2 separate regions of the Homo sapiens genome follow, and region 1 is linked to region 2. A link is a contact called in ENCODE Hi-C or POLR2A ChIA-PET data. All regions are on one chromosome and are shown on one strand. Each heading gives the region's core, a stretch centred on a gene start or an enhancer-like site at or near the end of the contact. The rest is flanking DNA. Distances are from core to core; before and after follow the strand shown. Region 1 overlaps LOC105375592 (a long non-coding RNA gene). Region 2 has its middle 28 kb from the start of INSIG1.

Region 1 (2,892 bases), core at 170-2,669, 58 kb after region 2:
GAGCTACTGCATAGAGTAATGGTATGAGATTCCTTCCTCCCTCCTCCACCTGGACAGAAAGCTGAAAGTTGGCCCAGGTCACCTCAAGTCAGGGGCGACTTCAGGACTCATGTGCCAGGACAGACATCTCACCGTGGTGGGAGCCAGTGATGGGGACTCCTGAAGACTGGTAATGATAACAAAGACACTCTGTACCACCGAAGGGAGTTAACTGGGAGATACCCCAGTGCCCCCCTCTCTCCCCCAACCCTGACCCTGTCCCGGCCCTGACCCTGCCCTTACCACACCAGCTGCACCAGCCCCACCCATGATCCCAACCTCCACCCCCACCTCTGACCTCCGACCAGACCCAGACCTGAAACCCCCTCCCAGTCCCATGCCCAAATCACACCCTCCCAACCTGCACCCTAACCACAGCCAGGCACCTGGGCTCCCTGTGCACAGCCTGGCCATGGGCACGGCCCCACCCCCAAACACCTCCTAGCCCTGCCTACCAGCCCCGCCCTAAATACACCTCCTAGCCACTCTCACAGCCCTGAGCCCCATCCCAACCACACCAAGCCCCGTTTTGCAGTCCCTCCCCCTACAGGATCCCTAAGCATGCCTCCCATGCCAGCCCCAGCCCTCCCTCTCCAAGGCCTTGGGTGCACGGTCCACAGGCCACCATCCTCTGTCCTGGGTGGGATGGGTCCAAGCGTCATGCGGAGGATCACTGGGCACTCCGCCGCTGAGCCTCCCCAGGTCCCTTCCCAGAGACGGGGTGGGCACTGCTGATTGGCTTAGGCCAAGCAGACCCCTGCTCAGACCACCCCGGGTGTGTGTCCAGACTGGAGGCATGTGCCTAGACTAGGGGAGCAGGGTCTCTCAGGCACCTCTGCTACCTGAAAGGTGTGTGGCCCTCAGCCAGGTGAGCAGCCACAGCATTGTACCATCTGACACGGGCTCCCAAGGCTGTCTAGTGTGTCTGTTGCCTGAATCCAGAGTTACCTTTTTCCAGTGTTCTTGCCCTTGGTTGGTTTATCATCTAAAGTATTCTAATCTCACTTCCATCGGGAAAGTAACTTTTCAAATTGTCCCAACTTTCAAAATAGCTGTTAAGGATTATTATCGTGATTACGAATAAGAAATTTGCTTTTTAAAGAATTGATTCACTGTGTGTGGTGGCTCTCCCTCTCCCCAAAGACACCCACATCCTCATCTCTCCCTCCCCAAAGACACCCACATCCTCATCTCTCCCTCTCCCCAAAGACACCCACATCCTCATCTCTCCCTCCCCAAAGACACCCACATCCTCATCTCTCCCTCCCCAAAGACATTCACATCCTCATCTCTCCCCTCCCCCCAGAGACACCCACATCCTCATCTCTCCCTCCCCAAAGACACCCACATCCTCATCTCTCCCTCTCCCCAAAGACACCCACATCCTCATCTCTCCCTCCCCCCAGAGACAACCACATCCTCATCTCTCCCTCTCCCCAAAGACACACACATCCTCATCTCTCCCTCCCCAAAGACACCCACATCCTCATCTCTCCCTCTCCCCAAAGACACCCACATCCTCATCTCTCCCTCCCCAAAGACACCCACATCCTCATCTCTCCCTCTCCCCAAAGACACCTACATCCTCATCTCTCCCTCCTCCCAGAGACACCCACATCATCTCTCCCTCCACAAAGACACTCACAGCCTCATCTTTCCCTCCCCAAAGACACCCACATCCTCATCTCTCCCTCCCCAAAGACACCCACATTCTCATCTCTCCCTCCCCAAAGACACTCACATCCTGATCTCTCCCTCCCCAAAGACACCCACATCCTCATCTCTCCCTCTCCCCAAAGACACTCACATCCTCATCTCTCCCTCCCCAAAGACACGAAAAACTCATCTCTCCCTCTCCCCAAAGACACTCACATGGTCATCTCTCCCTCCCCAAGACACTCACATCCCCATCTTCTCCTCTCCCCAAAGAAACCACAGCCTCATCTCTCCCTCTCCCCAAAGACACCCACATCCTCAACTCTCACTCCCCAAAGACACCCACATCCTCATCTCTCCCCCCCCCCAGACGCCCACATCCTCATCTCTCCCTCCCCCCAAAGACACCCACATCCTCATCTCTCCCTCTCCCCAAAGAAAATCGCATCCTCATCTCTCCCTCGACAAAGACGCCCAAATCCTCATCTCTCCCTCTCCGCAAAGACACTCACATCCTCATCTCTCTCTCTCCCCAAAGACACTCACATCCTCATCTCTCCCTCCCCAAAGACACCCACATCCTCATCTCTCCCTCTCCCCAAAGACACTCACATCCTCATCTCTCCCTCCCCAAAGACACCCACATCCTCATCTCTCCCTCCACCCAAAGACACTCACATCCTCATCTCTCCCTCCCCAAAGACACCCACATCCTCATCTCTCCCTCTCCCCAAAGACACTCACATCCTCATCTCTCCCTCCCCAAAGACACCCACATCCTCATCTCTCCCTCTCCCCAAAGACACTCACATCCTCATCTCTCCCTCCCCAAAGACACCCACATCCTCATCTCTCCCTCTCCCCAAAGACACCCACATCCTCTTCTCTCCCTCCCCAAAGACACACACATCCTCATCTCTCCCTCCCCAAAGACACCCACATTCTCATCTTTCCCTCTCCTCAAAGACACCCACATCCTCATCTCTGGAACCTGTGAGTATTGCCTTATGTGGTAAATAGGGGCTTTGCAGACTATGATTAAATGAAGGATCTTCAGGTGGCGGGGTGGGTATCTAGGTGGGCCTTAAATGCAATCACATGGGTCTTTCTAAGAGGGAGGCAGAGGGAAATTTGACAGAGATCCACTCAGAGAAGAAGGCCATGAGAAGATGGGGCAGAGAGAGATGTGAAGATCCA
Region 2 (3,103 bases), core at 547-3,046:
TATAGCAACTGCTCAAACCATGTCTGCTCAGGAACAAGCGAGTGAATAACTGTCCAAATTCTTCATTTGAGAAATAAGGCACAGATATGGTTTAGCTGGGTCCCCACCCAAATCTCACCTTGAATTATAATAACCCCCACATGTCGAGGGTGGGGCCAGGTGGAGATAATTGAATCAAGGGGTTGGTTCCCCTCACACCATTCTCATGGTAGGGAATCAGTCTTATGGGATCTAATGGTTTTATAGAGGGGAGTTCCCCTGCACACGCTCTCTTGCTGCCACCATGTAAGATGTGACTTTGCTCCTCCTTTGCCTTCTGCCATGATTGCGAGGCCTCCCCAGACATGTCAATTAAACCTCTTTCCTTTATAAGTTACCCAGTCTTGGGTATGTCTTTATTAACATTGTGAGAACAGACTAATACAGGCACCTCGGCCAGAGGGGAAAAGGGCCTCTCCATAGTCACACAGCAAGGATAGCAGATCAAGACCCAGCCTGGTCTCCTGATGCCTCATCCCATGACATCTCCACCACCCCCTGCCCTGGCCTCTCATCTTTCTACCCAGGCTGAGATCACAGCTTCCACCAACAGGAACTGGGGCAGGAGCTGCAGTAGACACTGGAGCTGGCTCCATTGTGACCTCATTCATAACTTTCCTATGAAAGAAATCCAAACTTTACATCCAGAAGAGTTTCAACCCAAAGTGCTGGGTTTGCACTTAGCAGTGGAAGCCTGAATTGGATCCATTCTGTTTTCTGCTGGAAGAGGCTGATGTAAAATTATGTCTACTTTAGGTTTGATACAAAGGTGGGGTTAGAGAATGGGGAGGGAACTGTTGTTTTTCTTCTCACCCCTTTCCAAGTGGGCCCCTTTTTACAATGCGTATCGGTTTTGTGGTCTGTACGGTGCCAATGATAACAGAACCCACTTGGTTGCATTGTGCAGAGTGGAGCTAACATACACTGAGAATTTAGGGTTGTGCCTGGCACAGAGCAAGGCCCATATATGTGCTTGCAATGATAAATAGTAAGGAAGAATGAACCAAAGTGTTCACACGAGGAAGCTCTGACGAGAGAAAAATCCAAGCTAATGAAGACATGCAGTTAAATGAGAAGTTCAGGTCCTGAAACTGTCTCTGTTATGTCCATCAGGCAGGTTCTTAGCTGCAAGCAACAGAAACTGACTCCAGCAGATTTAAGCCAATATGAGACTAATTGAAAATCTCATATTGGGAGTAATTCACAGAACTGCTGGAGAACCCGGCTCAGACGTGAGTCAGAAACGAGGGAGAGGCCGAGCAGCAGCAGGACCAGGAGCCCAGCCAGGGGCCTGGGGGGCAGCAATACTGCAGCTCCAGGGCCAGCACAGGTCAGGACTGGACACGGGCCCAGTGCCACTGACCCACTGCTCCTGAAGAGGGGATGAAGCCACCTCCGAAGCCAAGGATGCTGGCCTTTTGCCTTGTGCCACCAGCTTCCACTTTAGAGCTGGCTGTGTGTGCTGTTGGCTGAGTCTGGGTCCTGCACCTGCACCCAGCAACCAGGGCAGCTGGGAGGTCTGTATATCCCCAAGATTCACCTTGCCAGGCCGGCAGGGGGGTCAGGGGCTGGGAGCTAAACATCCAGTGTCTGCCTCATTGTATGGTCTCAAGTAGGTCGCTTTTGTTTGGTTGGTTTTTTAAGGCAGAAGAAAACGCACTGAAGACACTCTAGACATTGTGCAATTTCATTTGGGGTTTGTTTTCTTTATTATTTTCCTTCCAAGCCCATGACAGTGCATTTGGAATGTGTTGTTTTTATGACGATGCACAAAACAGCGATGCATAGGTTGAAGTAAGGGATGAACTCTGCCCCATTGCTTCACGGACGATGCGTGCCGACAGCACACTCTCGGTCTCCTCCAAACATCTCCACGTGACGGCACCAGGAGTGAAGGGCAGGGCAGGGAAACAAAAGCAGAGGTCATTTTGCAGTAGGGGTGGCAGCAAATGCAAATGACCCGCGATCTGCAGGTGGGACCACTGGCACCCAAATGTGTCACATCTATAGAAATTAAACATAAGCCGAGCACAGTGACTCATACCTATAATCCCAGCACTTCGAGAGGCCGAGGTGGGTGGATCTTCTGAGGTCAGGAGTTCGAGACCAGCCTGGCCAACATGGTGAAACCCCATTTCTACTAAAAATACAAAAATTAGCTGGGCGTAGTGATGGGTGCCTGTCTTTTCAGCTACTCAGGAGGCTGAGGCAGGAGAATCGTTTGAATCCAGGAGGCGGAGGTTGCAGTGAGCCAAGATTGTGACATTGCACTCCAGCCTGGATGACAAGAGCACAACTCTGCCTCAACAATAAAAATAAAGAAATTAAACATAATGTCGAGTGTCACCAGGTACAGTCCCACATAAACAGCCACTATTTTCCACTCATCATTCAGGTGAGAAAAACTTTTCTCTTGTCATTGCAAAACATCCGTTCTGACAAACCCAGAAGAAACTTCTTGAATTGTAGCAACTTAATGTATTTCTCAACCACAAAAAAAGAGTTCCACCTGCACGATTTGGTGTAAATGTAAATAATGCCAGAAAAACACAGGGTGACAAGGAACAGAGGAAGCCACAATTTCTTATCAGTTTCTTCCACTGATAGGCCTGACTTTTGATCTCATTGATTATCAACCCCAATACACACATGGAGAATAATGTATCAGTAGAGTTTTTATAGCAACAGAATTGGCCTTCAATGATCATCATAGAAGAGAGCAATTATAGAAATAATTTTAAGGTAATTTCATGATATTTATTTTTTCAGCAAAGTATGTAAGTGTCCTTATCCCTCAATGGATTATGGATGTACTTACAGTGTCAGAAATCAAAAGGACAAAATAAAACAAATGTCACACTGGGTCAAAACCATCATTCTGTCTTTGATGGGAGTCCCAGGGGATATTTCTTAGAAGAATATGATGTCATTACGGAGGCTAAGGCTGCACTCCAGATATTCAGTTTTCTATCAGATATGGATTTATTTAAAACTTTCTTGAATGAACTTATTTTTCTTACTTTACGTAACAAGGTCAAAAAGGTAAACCTCTCAGTGTAAAGAG

The links. A loop is a pair of places that touch in the nucleus more often than their neighbours do. ChIA-PET counts read pairs that join two places held with the same protein, here RNA polymerase II (POLR2A). Pooled maps may share reads with other maps.
Region 1: a map of Right ventricle myocardium superior shows a loop between it and region 2 (4-fold over the local background). The contact joins two enhancer-like sites. A Hi-C loop is called at or near these places in 1 of 168 maps with a recorded cell type or tissue (Right ventricle myocardium superior) and 2 of 50 pooled maps. POLR2A ChIA-PET finds 5 or more read pairs at or near these places in 3 of 52 experiments (BJ, H1 and WTC11).

What each region holds. Positions count from the first base shown.
Region 1 is chr7:155,327,337-155,330,228 of GRCh38, forward strand. All of the region lies in intron 2 of LOC105375592 (a long non-coding RNA gene), which reads right to left. Among named protein-coding and RNA genes, the nearest start is that of INSIG1-DT, 30 kb to the left of the region's middle. Within about 2 kb of position 1,420, at least 2 of the 41 ENCODE cell types and tissues checked have a DNase peak (open chromatin) inside an H3K27ac peak, as active enhancers do.
Region 2 is chr7:155,268,540-155,271,642 of GRCh38, forward strand. No RefSeq gene overlaps it. Among named protein-coding and RNA genes, the nearest start is that of INSIG1, 28 kb to the right of the region's middle. RefSeq lists an enhancer at 1,442-1,942. Within about 2 kb of position 1,797, at least 2 of the 41 ENCODE cell types and tissues checked have a DNase peak (open chromatin) inside an H3K27ac peak, as active enhancers do.